2 separate regions of the Homo sapiens genome follow, and region 1 is linked to region 2. A link is an interaction called in ENCODE POLR2A ChIA-PET data of the cell type or tissue named here. Cell type or tissue: GM12878. All regions are shown on one strand. Each heading gives the region's core, and the rest is flanking DNA. Links, peaks and the distances in the headings are about the cores only.

What was found. Peaks named below come from ENCODE experiments on the same cell type or tissue, not always from the same donor. Only the 100,000 strongest peaks of a DNase experiment are listed, where the experiment ranks them.
Region 1: POLR2A ChIA-PET joins it to region 2 with 5 read pairs; 2 of 35 experiments call an interaction of 5 or more read pairs at or near these places.

Annotation. Positions count from the first base shown.
Region 1 is chr9:33,255,878-33,261,327 of GRCh38, forward strand. BAG1 (BAG cochaperone 1) reads right to left here. Exons shown (of 7, transcript NM_004323.6): 3 at 5,210-5,292; 4 at 3,043-3,156; 5 at 924-1,031; 6 at 1-50. Among named protein-coding and RNA genes, the nearest start is that of BAG1, 6.1 kb to the right of the region's middle. In GM12878, for the core only: no CTCF peak of the experiment used is centred there; no DNase peak of the experiment used is centred there.
Region 2 is chr9:33,198,282-33,206,332 of GRCh38, forward strand. No RefSeq gene overlaps it. Among named protein-coding and RNA genes, the nearest start is that of B4GALT1, 35 kb to the left of the region's middle. RefSeq lists an enhancer at 4,036-4,085. In GM12878, for the core only: no CTCF peak of the experiment used is centred there; a DNase peak (open chromatin) is centred at 4,450; H3K27ac peaks cover 1,039 bases.

The DNA of each region.
Region 1 (5,450 bases), core at 1-5,000, 56 kb after region 2:
ACCAAGCCTTTCCTTTTCAATCTACTGTCTTTGAAATTTTCTGGCAGGATCTATGGAAGAGTAAGTTGATAATACAAGTTAGTAAATAGTAAACATGTAACAAATAATCCTCAGTGAAAATGACATGAGAGCACATAAGAAACACCCACAGTACACAAAACAGGTCACAGGTCACCAATGTAAATGTGATATCCATTTTCAGGAACCCTTTCCCTGGGTCTGTATCCTGTATGGCCTTTCCATGGCTCTTGTCCCTATAAAAGCTCCCTGTGTTCTCAATGTCTGGGCCATAGGAACTGATCTTTAACACAGACTTTGTTCTTTTATTGTTTCCTATGTATGGATACTCTGCCCTGGCCACACCATGGGCTCATTGTGACAGGAAAAGTGCCTGCTGCTGCTTCTTTACACCCACCCTGGCCAACAGAAGTACACAGTGCAGTTCACCTTCAAGAATGAAGCATCAGGCTAGAGATATCATTACTATCATCTGCAAAAGAGTTAATGATTTTCAATGGCCTCACATGACCTGGGTCTGGCTGAATCATCTATAAGTAATGAGCCCTGCAGAATTATCAGTCACATATTCATCAGAGAAAGTTAAATCCTCTGTTTCCTGGACCATGAGATCGTGGACTCCTTGGGTCCCAGCTTCATGACGATTACAGATGCTACTGGCAAACATAAGTGTAAATGATAAAAGTCCTATGCTGGAGGGCTGTGAGTGCCTAGAAAGCAGGAACTGTCTTATCATCATGCATTCACCCAGGACCTAGCAACATGACTGGCACACAATAGTAGATGCTTAATATTCTCAAGTGATGGGTTTGCTCAGGCAATAGGAGAGTAAATTACTGAAAGAGTGAATGTGACTGAAATAAAGTCAAAGAAAACTAGTTCTTCTCAGCTGAATATTTACTTACCAGTGTGTCAATCTCCTCCAAGATCTTCATAAACTGCTCTATTGTGGCTTTTACTCTCCTATCAAGTTTGCAGAGAGCTTCAGCTTGCAAATCCTTGGGCAGAAAACCCTGCGGGGAAATAATGCATTATTGCAAGGGTTCTCTGAGGCTGACGGAAGACTCCATGCCACAATACTAATGATGCAATCACACTGAGCCCACCATAGCCCTGGCAGGCCAGGCCACATCTCAGATCCACAACTTTAACTCTTGGAAAAATTAAAAAGGCTGGCCGTGGGCCAGTCCAAGAATTCTATCAGGTTGCAGTCTGCTCTACCTCGCATGACCCACTGTGGCTGCAAATGCCTCCTGAGGCTTGGCTCCAGTGAAGCCCCCAGTCACAAGAAGAGGCAGATGTTAAAAGCACAGGTTTAGAGTCTTCAAAGCCTACGCCTGAAAACTGACTGCCATTTACTAACTTGTGATCTTGAGCAAATTATTTAGCCTATTCATGCCTCAGTACCCTCATTTTAAAAATGAAGATTATGATGCCCACACCCTAGATGGTTACTGTGAGGTAAAGGGAATATATGTACATGTGTCACTAACTTGTGGCACAGACGCATGCTAAAGAATGGCAGCAGTGCTTATTTTTATCAAATTGTCTAATGGTTCACTCACACAGCTTGGCCTAATGACCAGTTAGCTGGTGACAAGAGTTGGATAGCAGGGATCTCTGAGGATGTTTATCACAGCCACGAGCTACAGACACAGATTTCACAACACGTAGCAAGAGCTTTAAACATCACCCAGCAATTCCAACTCAAAGAATTTATTCTACCAAAAAAACCAGGAATGGTCAAAAAAGATTTACGTCCAAGGACAGTCAAAGAAGCATTACACATAATGGTAAAAATAATATTAAATGAACAATACAGAGTTGGCTAGGTAAATAATACATTTATACAAGATGAAATGCATGCGAGCTTTGAAAAATACCATCACAGGAAAATGTTTAATTTTTTATCCAATAAAAGAATAGTTTATAAAGTGTAAATAACATTATATCAAATTTTTTTAAGATGAAAAATATATTTCAGGCTTTGGTAATCGTCATCTCTGAGTTGGTGCCCCATGGGTAATTTTTATTTTCCATATTAGTGCCTATACATGTACTTAAAACTTTTGTACAGTCAGCATGTATTCTGTAATTAAAACACAAACATATAGGCCGGGCGCAGTGGCTCATGCCTGTAATCCCAGCACTTTGGGAGGCCGAGGCGGGCAGATCACTTGAGGTCAGGAGTTTGAGACCAGTCTGGCCAACATGGTGAAACCCCATCTCTATTAAAAATACAAAAAAATCAGACAGATGTGGTGGCAGGCGGCACCTGTAATCCCAGCTACTCGGGAGGCTGAGGCAGGAGAATCACTTGAACCTGGCAGGCAGAGGCTACAGGGAGCCACTGAGATTGCACCACTGCACTCCAGCCTGGGTGACAGAGCGAGACTCCATATCAAAAAAAAAAAAAAAAAAAAAAAAGCCAAAACACAAACACACCCCAATTAATGCTATAAAATGAGAGGGAAAAATAAATAAAAGTGGTCTTGAGCTAGTCCTAATCCTTACTGGGTTTTAGTACCCCATCTCTAATATAAGGAATTGAATAGGATGACTCCCCCAACCCCACTATCATGTTCAACTTGGACCTTCTATGAACCAACAAAATGTTATTTGCCTTGCCAAACACATTACAACAGCCCAGAGAGAAGCTACTTGTTCTATTTCAGACAATACATGATCCTAGCAAGGCAGGTGCTCTCCTGTGAGCATAAATGGATGCTGGCTGGGGTTTGACAATAACTATGACAATAAATGCTTATAAAGCACTTAGTATGTGTCAAGCTCAATCTACATTATTTAATTCTCCCAACAATCCTAATAGGGAAATGTCACCATTATTCCATTTTTACAGATGAGGAACTTGAGACAAAGATAAACTTGTTCACAGTAAGAGAAAGGGTGAATCCAGGATCTGAACCCAGGGAGTCTGACTGCAGAACATGTCCCCATAACCACAAGTTATATCCAGGAAGCTCTGATAGAAGGCAGAAAGTTAAGGTCCATGAAGAGAGTTACCTGCTGGATTCCAGTAAGCTCTTTATTCAACTCTTCCAGCTGGTCAGCTATCTTCTCCACAGACTTCTCCAAATGTTTCAACTTCTTTAGTTCAACCTCTTCCTGTGGACTGTTCTAAAATGTTTAAGAAGAAAATAAAGCCAATAGTCAAAAAGAACAGGCTGGGCATGGTGGCTCATGCCTGTAATCCCAGCACTTTGGGAGGCCGAGATGGGCAGATCATTTGAGGTCAGGAGTTCAAGACCAGCCTGGCCAACATGGTGAAACACTGTCTCTACTAAAAAAACAAAAAAATTAGCCAGGCATGCTGGCGTGCACCTGTAGTCCTAGCTACTCGGGAGGCTGAGGCAGGAGTATAGCTTGAACCTGGGAGGTGGAGGTTTGTAGTGAGCTGAGATCGTGCACCTGTACTCCAGCCAGGGTGACAGAGCGAGACTGTCTCAAAAAAAAAAAAGAAAAAAGAAAAAGCAATCAACAAGAACAGCAGCCTCTGTCAGGAAAAATACCTGACCACACCTGCATGAAGCCACTCACCTAGAAATAACAGTTTTAACTCTGTTGCTTCTTGGAAATCAAGTCAAAGGGTTATACATCAAGTTTTCCATCTACAAAGACTCCAGACTAGAGAGAAGGTGTTAGGTAAACATTCTGGTGAGGGCCCTGACAGCTTGGGTGCAGAGAATGGAGACAATCCAAGTGCCAGATTCAGTCTCAGCCCTATACTGATCAACAACCAAGACTGAAGCCTGGAGGGTAATCACATTTCAGTAAACACTTGTGAGGAGTCCAGAATGGCAAGAAAGGTGGAATTCTACCATTCCTTTAAATGGAATTCCTAAATGGCAGCCTCCAATTGAGCGCTCCTGTTTAATGTGATGCTGGTTAACAACGATGAATACTTTTATTGAACACTTCCTACATGCCACACACTATCCTAAGCACCTTACCTATTTTTTAAGCCTTACCACAACTCCATCAGGGAAGTACTGCTGTTTTACAGATGATGAAACTGAGGCTTAATGTAGTAAAGTAACATGAGATCACACAGTCCAAAAGAGGTAGATTAGACTTAAGTTCAGACTTTTTTCTTTTTTGAGATAGGGTCTCACTACGGTTCCCAGGTTGGAGTGCAGTGGCTGTTTACAGGCATGATCATAACTCACTGCAGCCTCAAACCCCTGGACTCAAGTGATCCTCCTGTCTCAGACTCCCAACTTGCTGGGACAATAGGCATGTGCCATGGTGCCTTCCTTGAGTTCACACTTCGCTCCATACGCTCTGTGTCAGCTCCAAGTAAAAGTCCTATAGTTTCTTCAAACTTGACTCTTTGGTTCTGCCTGTTGCCCATCACCATTCTCCCTGACCCTGAAGCAAGAAATTTAGAATATTTCCCTCTTCTCTCAGGTAAACAATTGATAGATAGGTCTAGCAGCTTTCTGCTTAGTTATGCTATCCCAAATTATTCACTTCTCTTTGTGGCAAGTCCTGAGTTCCAGTCTCCTGGCAGTTCCAAGTCTGGATTAGATTTTTTTTGCCTTCACTTTGTTTATCTGCCCTCTCTCTACTCAGCCACCTAACTCACAATAAGGGAACTTCATATGCTCATAATTCTGCTGTGTCACAATGCAGGGCTGGCCACAGCCCTCTCTCATCACCTTAAGGGTTGCTGACCTCATCTGTCTTTTTTTCCCCTCAGTTCTTTAGTCTGAACCTTCCTTTCCAGTCGAAGGTTTTCCCTTGTGGGAGATTTTAGTTAAAAGGTTGGTTAAAGGGAGAGAGGCTCCTGAACTGGAACAGAGTGATTATTCTTAATATCTACAAGTTTATTTTAACAAAAGACTCTTGCAAATTCTACTCCAAGTGAATGAGACCTGTCCCAGGCACCATTTTAACCAGACCAAGATTCCACCACCAAAACAAAAAACATATTATTAAGGCAGCACAACCGCTCCTAATTCCTAGAGCAAAAGTTCTAACCAACAGGAGCAGGAGGGTATGAGAACAACAAAACTGGTAATCCTGTAAAACCAATAAAGATTGTATTTGTTTAGAGAGGTGTTTTATCAATGCAGAATCTGGGTCCCCAGTTTGGTCTTCTAAACAGAAACATGTATAAAAGACTTCAGTCATTTGATTCTGAGGATTTCTGATGGAAAAAGCAATTTACCTTTTTCCCAATTAACATGACCCGGCAACCATCTTGTATTCCAAGTGCTGACAACGGTGTTTCCATTTCCTTCAGAGATTTTCCTAAAAAGAGGAGAAAGGTAGGCCAAGTTGTAATAATTGTACAACACTGAAAATAAATTTCAGCAGGATACAGGAAATAGACAAGTGTGTTCACTAATGAGAACTGGTATCTTTTTAGAGGGTGTCATGACCCAGTAATTTCATTTCCAGATATTTAT
Region 2 (8,051 bases), core at 1,726-6,725:
AAGGCACAAATCCAGAGCCTCAAGAGTGATATAAAAGGGAGGGCTGGGAAATGATGCAAGATGCTTGGAGGAGCCAGCGGCTCCTGGCAGCAGCTGGCTGGCCACAGAACTCCAGAGTTGGCTGCAGTGGCAACAGTTAAGGAAATGCAAAAGGCTAGGATCCAGGACTTAGGCAGGCTAAGAGAACCTATGAAAACACGTAGAATGTGTCCAACATAAATGTCAAACAAAATTAAGAAACACTAGGTACTACATGCCGCCTCTTAGAAATCCGCAATGCATATTAGCACATTTAACAGTTCTAGAAGTACCTCAGCAAGGAAACCAGTTTCATTTTATTTGATCCAGCATTTCCCAAGCTTATTTGACCACAGAACCTTTCTTTCACGCACTGCTCATCTGTAGAACTCAGTTCTGGTCAGCTATGAATACTGGAATTTGGGGCTTAGGAAAGAGGATAGATTATAGATATGAATTTGAGATTAATAGTGATTAAAGCCAGGAGAATAAAGGAGATCATCCTGGAAGAGTTTCTACAATGATCCTAAGCTTGAGTCCTGGCATACATCAATATTTAAGGGACAAACATAGGAAGAAGATCCCTGAAGAGAGAAAGGGAAGAAACCATTGTAGAATTAGGAGAATCAGGAACCATCACTAGGTAGTAATGACAGTTAATTTTAGGTGTCAACTTGACTGGATTAAAAAATTCCTAGAGGCTGGGCGCCGTGGCTCACGCCTGTAATCCCAGCACTTTGGGAGGCTGAGGCGAGTGGATCACGAGGTCAGGAGACTGAGATCATCCTGGCTAATGTGGTGAAACCCCGTCTCTACTAAAAATACAAAAAAAATTAGCCAGGCACGGTGGCGGGAGCCTGTAGTCCCAGCTGCTCAGGAGGCTGAGGCAGGAGAATGGTGTGAACCCGGGAGGCGGAGCTTGCAGTGAGCCGAGATCGCGCCACCGCACTCCAGCCTGGGCGACAGACTGAGACTCTGTCTCAAAAAAAAAAAAAAAAAAAAAAATTCCTAGAAATCTGGTAAAGCATTATTTTGGGATGTGTAAGTGTGTGATTCTGAGTGAATTCTGTGGAGAAGATCCACCCTTAAGGTGGGGGGACAGCATCCAATCTGCTGAGAATCCAGAGAGAACAAAAACAGAGAAAAGGTGAATGTGTTCATCTATCTGCTGGAACTGGGGTACACTCTTCCTCTCCTCTCCTTGGACAACAACTCTGGGCTCCCCAGCCTTTTGATTCCAGGACTTAACACCAGAGGCCCCTGGGTTCTCAGGCCTTTGGCCTTAGACTGGGAATTATGCCTTCAGCTTGCCTGGTTCTGAGGCCTTTGGATTTGGACTCAGCCACACCAACAGCTTCCCTGGTTCTCCAGCTCGCAGACAGCTTGTGGCAGGACTTCTCAGCCTCCGTAATCACATGAGACAATCCCCCGAATGATGCTCCTCTCATATGTCAATGTAAACTAAAAATACAACCCTAAACCCCCCAGCCCACTGAACAGATCCCCTCTTGTCCAACGGGACCCCAGAAAAACCTTAAAAATGGAGTTCCCAGTCATGACAGGACAGGTCAGACAAGCCTCGTTATACCCCCTCTCTTTTGCAATGTAGACAGAACAACTGATCAGCATTAATATTAAAATTGAGACCATAAGGCTGACAGAATGGACTGTTTGTAGGAATAAGAGACCGTACAGGTCACCCTGACCCAGTGTATCATGTCTTGCTCTTGCAGCCCGACTCTGGCATAGCATCCCATGATGGTTAGCAGATTTCTTAACTAATGTATGTTAAAATTAAACCTAAACATTCCTTCATGCTGACTCCAAGATTTTAGACAAAGCCTTACTCCTTTACCCAATTGCAAATTAAAGAATCTCTCAATCTACTTATGACCTGCAAGCCCCCACTTCAAGATGTCCCACCCTTTTGGGCCAAACCAAAGTATAATCTCCATGTATTGATTTATGACTTTGCCTGTAACTTCTGCTTCCCCAAAATGTATAAAACAGAGTTGCATTGTGACTGCCTTGGGAGCACGTACTCGAGGCTCTGGGTTTGTATTTTCCCCAGGCTGCAGTCACTCATACTGGTTCAAAATAAACCTCTTTAAAACATAGTATATATTACAGAGTTTTTTTTTTTCCATTGACAGTTTCTCTCTATAGATACAGACACAGATACAGTAGATATTGATATATATTGATTCTGTCTCTCTGGAGAACACTGACTAATACAATAGTTAAAGTAGAAAGGAATTTATGACCAGGTATAGGTGAGCAGAGGACACCCCAGGCTTGAGTTACTAAGAAATCCATCTTCCCGATCAGGCATTACCCTAGAGCTTGTTAGAGATGTAAAATCTTATATGTCATGGCAGATCTACTGAATCAAAATCTGCGTTTTATCTAGATTTTTCAGGCCATTCATATGAACATTAAAGTTTGAAAAGTTCTGTCTTACAACATTACTAGCAGGGCTGGAGGGGTAGACTTAAAATGGAGCTTCCAGAAATAATTGTAAACCCTAAGAATCATCACGGTTCTGCCATCACTGATCATGAAAGAACCTGCCACCACTCCTGCCACAGGAAGCTACTGGGCCAGAAACCAGTACTGATTGGGGACTACAAAATCAATCTGCCACAATCCACATCAGCAAAATGAATGCCCTACCTGCATCCTCTCTCTCCAGTTAACTTAGTTTCAGGTTCAAGTTACATGCAAGTTTATAGAATGATAATTCCTAAGCTCATTTGGATTGCCAGCTGCAATGGAGTGTAGGAAGTGTGACATCCCAGCTGTAATGTACTGGAAGGAGATGGGAAGGGATGTTATGTGAACCAGTCCGTAGAATCCACCATTGGTGGTGTCATGGAAGCTCTGACATGAGCTTCTTTATATCCCTCCGTATCTTTTCTCCCCCTCATTCATGGTAATCCAATTTTTAGCTAAATAAGGACTACATTTCCCAGCCTCTCTGCAGATAGATATGACCATGTGACTGAGTTTGGGTCAATAATATAAAAGTGGAAATGTCCCAGCACTTTGGGAGGCCAAGGCGGGCAGATCATGAGGTCAGGAGATCAAGACCATCCTGGCTAACACAGTGAAACCCCGTCTCTACTAAAAATACAAAAAATTAGCCAGGCATGGTGGCACATGTTTGTAATCCCAGCTACTCCGGAGGCTGAGGCAGGAGAATGGCGTGAACCTGAAAGGCAGAGGTTGCAGTGAGCTGAGATCATACCACTGCACTCCAGCCTTGGCAACAGAGTGAGACTACGACTCAGAAAAAAAAACAAAAAGTGGAAATGTCACATAGCAGCTTCTAGGAATCTTTGAGAGAAAGTAGGATCATGTCCTTTACATTCATCTTTTTTCCTCCCTCCATTGTGCTGTTTGGAGCATGAGATGGTACCGTCTTAGACTAGGAGGTTGAGGGCTACACCCTAGGAGTTGGCAGAGCTTTGAGTTAGGAAGAACCTGAGGCCAGGTGCAATGGCTCACGCCTGTAATCCCAACATTTTGGGAGATGGAGGCGGGTGGATTGCTTGAGTCCAAGAGTTCAAGACCAGACTAGGCAACACGGCAAAACCCCATCTCTACTAGAAAAAAAAAAAAAATTAGAAAGGCATGCTGGCACATGCCTATAGTCCCAGCTACTCAGGAGGCTGAGGCGGGATCGCTTGAGCCCAAGAGGACAAGGCTGCAGTGAGCCGTGATCACACCACTGCATACCAGCCTGAGCAACAGAGCTAGACTTTGTCTCCAAAAAAAAAAAGAGTATAATCAACAGGCAATAGCTGATAGAAAAAGTAAGGCCTGAGAAGTGGCCCCTGGATTTGGCCCTAGACTGTTGATGACATTAGCAAGAGCAGTTTCAGTAGAAGGGGCAGGGCAGAAGCTAGACTAGAGACTGCTGGGAGAATGAGAATCGAGAAAGTAGAGGGAGCAAGTACTGTCAACCACTTTGAGCAGCATGACATGGTGATCAGGAGACAGTGAAGGCTGTGGGCTCCATGGAGGGTTTTCCTGGCTTTTCTCTACTTTTAGGACCAGGGCAGACAGAGCAAGGGTGGCCTGGGATATCCAATGTCATTCAGTGTTGCAGCCCATCTGGTGGCTGTGGCCTTCATAGCCCTGGAAATGCTGATGCTGTCTCAGAAACAAGGGGATAGTGGGAACCTGGAATAAAGGAGGCTGGAGGATGATTTAGGCTCAGCCAGAGTAGATGCTGTTAAGTCCTTCCCGTTGGGCTGCTCCACACTGGGGTGCCTCTGGGCATCCTTCAGCGAGAGGCTGCCCCTAGTGTCCCCTCCCTCCCCGCCTCTGGTGCTGCCGGCTGCATCCCAGGCCTGGAACCAACATGCCGAACAGCCTCAGCACATCTGCATAGCTGACGTCAAAGCAGACCACAGTTTGTCCTCTGGGGAGGAAAGGGAACCACAGTATGTGTGTTGGTTTCTCTTCTATCTGAAAGCTCTTTCGCCCTTTTCTGCACTCAGGCCCCTGGCTAGCTTTCCTGATGTGCCTCTGGGATTCTTCCCCTTGGCACCTCCTCAACCCCGCCCTGCAGTCCCAGGTTTATCCGTTTCTTGTCACCTTGTGCTCAGCTGGGAACCCCTCCCTGCCTTTTCACATCCCTTACATCACTCCCTGAACACACTAGTCACTTACGTCCTCTCCTTCTTCAACTTTCTTTCCTCTCAAATGATAAAACCACCTTCCCAATCAAAGATTTATTGTGCAGGGAAGTTTTCCCAGCTCCCCACGGTAGTGAGATTAGCCAAAGGCGAATCACATGGGGGAAACTGGAGAAGGAAATGGCCCAGATTTACACCAGAGCTGTGGGGAGCAGAACCAGCAGCCAATCACAGAGGATCCTCCCTGAGTGGCTGACCCTTTGCGGGGACATAAAGTGTCCATTTATCTCCTATCTTGGGAAGAAGTGAGGGTCCTCACGAGGGCCTGGCACTTGCCAGTCTGCCAATTGCTGGGACGAATCTCAGGTTTTATTAGCCCCTCAATGGTCTCATGTATCCAAGGAGAAAGTGAGGGTCCCATGTCTGAGCCCAAGCAGGGGTTGCTCTCACCTTGGCAGCTCCCCATCTCCAGGATGTGCTCTTGCTACTCTGGAATATGGCAGCCTCTGCAAGTGATACTGGGCTTACAACACAGAAAGTGTCTCAAAAAACTTATAAGCATCCCTCAGAAACCTCTCCTGCTCCCCACTCCTGGGGCCCCATCAAAACCCAGCTTCCAGTGTTTTAAATCAAAATATAGCAGCCACAGAAAGCCTTCAGGATTGATAAGAGTTGAGCCAAGCAGATTCAAATAGCAGTAGGTCTGGTACCCTACAATGGTCTTGCCCTCCTCTGACCAATATGTCCTGGATGAGGAGGAAGAATTCAGCAAAAGGAGCAAGCTTCCCTCAAGGTGCTTAGGAAAAAATACACACTCTGGACACTGAAAAGCTTGGGGCTGATCCTATCCCTGCCACTGCTGACTTTGGGTTCTTTTTTTTGAGACAAGATCTCACCACGTTGCCCAGGTGGGTGTCATGAACTCCTGGGCTCAAGTGATCCTCCTGCGTCAGCCTCCTGTGTGGCTGGGACTATCGGCGTGAGCCCACTGTACCTGACTCCTATGGGTATATTTTTAACTTCTTTGAGTTTCCACTTTCTCAATTGTAAAACAAGGCTTATATTTCCTTTTACCTAAAATTGTAAAAAATTAAATGAAATTATGCATGCACAGTTCTTGACTTTTATTAAGTTACTAACCTGCTTGAAGGTAAAGCTTCAGAATAACTTCTTGTTTCCCATTTTCAGAAATTCTCTCCTCTCTGCTTTCGGCTTACCTTTCTCTTCTCTTATCATTTTCTTCCCCAGCACCTGGAAGGTCTCCTAGGTCCCTGCTATTCAAAGGTTCAGGGCAAGCAGTATCACTTAGGACCTTTTTAGAAATGCAGAATCTCAGGGCCCACCACAGACCCTCTCTGAATCTGAATCGGCATTTTAACAAGATTCCCAAGTTTTTCTCTGTGCATACTAAACTTTGAGACGTGCTTGTACTAGATCACCCCTTTCTTCTTTAATTTATGACATCAAATAGCACTGGTTTCAATAATTCACACCACTAACAGGAGTTTCCCCCCAGCAAATTGCATACTACTTACTAAAATCTCCTTGATTATGATACTGGAGTAACAATAAGTCATAATATTAATGAAAATTATAGCACAGTGTAACATGTGTTTAATGCTTTGGTATTTACAACATGCTTTTATACCCACATAATCTCATCTGATTCTAGAATATGGAATAGTTATCAATCAGTGAATTGATGAATGAATGAATGACTTGGGGCTATTTGGTGGAGAGAAACTGGATTATAAGAGGATTTTGAGGTTATATCAGTGAAGAATTTTGCTCAGCTGCTACTAAGAGAGATCCAAGTCAACAGTGGTCTAAATAAGACAGGGTCTTAGTTTTCTCCTAGGAAAGGCCAGGCAGGTATGGGGACTCTATCTACAAGGTCTCCAGATTAGAATTATTTTGTCTTCTGCTCTGCTATCTGTGGCACATGACTTTACTCCTTAAGATCACCTCACGGATAAAAAATGACTGCTAGGGCCTCACCCATCAAGTCCATGTCCCAGGGAGGTAAAGGAAGAATGATGGGGGGAAAGATGAAGTGGTACTTGCTAGCTAAGTTAGCCTCCTTTATACAGCTTTCTCAAAACGCCACCCAATCACTTCCCCTTACTTCTCATTAGCCATCCCTATCTGCAAGGAAAATGTAGTCTTAGCTAAGACTAGGCACATTGCTGCCCCCAATATAGGAGTAAGGAAGGTGGGATAGTGGCTATAAGGAAGAAAACTAGCATTCTTCCTATGGCATGAATGACAGGAGCATGAATGAAAGGGAGAGATTGATATACAAATCATGTTCAGTGTGCCAAGGCCTTTCTGGAAGTGTTTCGTATTTCTCCTTATGTAATGGCTCAACAAGGAAAAGAGTCAGGACAGGATGGAGTGGTCTCTGCTGGGCTGCTTCTGGGGAAAAAGAAAATGTCTTTCACTGATGTATTAGCTGAGGGCCCAAAGTTGGGTAATGTGAGAAACCAGGACTCTCAGCTGGCCCAACTCAGCTGAAGTATTGCTCTCTCTTCAAAAGATGCTGGCTTAATGATGGAGTTATCATCACTCATGCTCTTCTTCCTATATGGGATGCTCCCCTCACTCTACATCTGAATTCCCAGCTCCTTCTACGCAACTCCCACTCAGTCCTCAGTTCTTAGCTCATAGGTTCTTTTTTCTTTTTTTTCTCTTGCTCTGTCGCCCGGGCTGGAGTGCAGTGGCGCAATCTCGGCTCACTGCAAGCTCTGCCTCCCGGGTTCATGCCATTCTCCTGCCTCAGCCTCCCAAGTAGCTGGGACTACAGGCGCCCACCACGATGCCTGGCTAATTTTTTGTATTTTTAGTAGAAATGGGGTTTCACCATGTTAGCCAGCATGGTCTCGATCTCCTGACCTCATGATCTGCCCGCCTCGGCCTCCCAAAGTGCTGGGATTACAGGCATGAGCCACCTCACCTGGCCAAAGCTCATATGTTCTCATAACCTTGTTACATGTTCTCATAAACCTGGAATTTGGTCAGGTGTGGTGGCTTACGCCTGTAATCCTAGCACTTTGAGAGGCTGAGGCAGGAGGATTGCTTGAGCCCAGGAGTTCAAGATCAGCTTGGGAAACATAGTGGTATCCTGTCTCTACAAAAAAAATTAAAAAATTAGCTGGGTGTGGTGGTACACACCTGTAATCCTAGCTACTTGAGAGGCTGAGGCGGGAGGATTGCTTGAGCCCAGGGGATCGAATTTGCAGTGATCCATGTTTGTGTCACTGTATTCCAGCCTAGGTGACAGTGCGAGACCTTGTCTCAAAAAACAAAAACAAAAAAACCCTTGAAATTTACTTGTTTGAGATCTGTTCCTGCCCCAGTCTTTTATTCTACCTCCAAGTAGAAGGTCCCTGA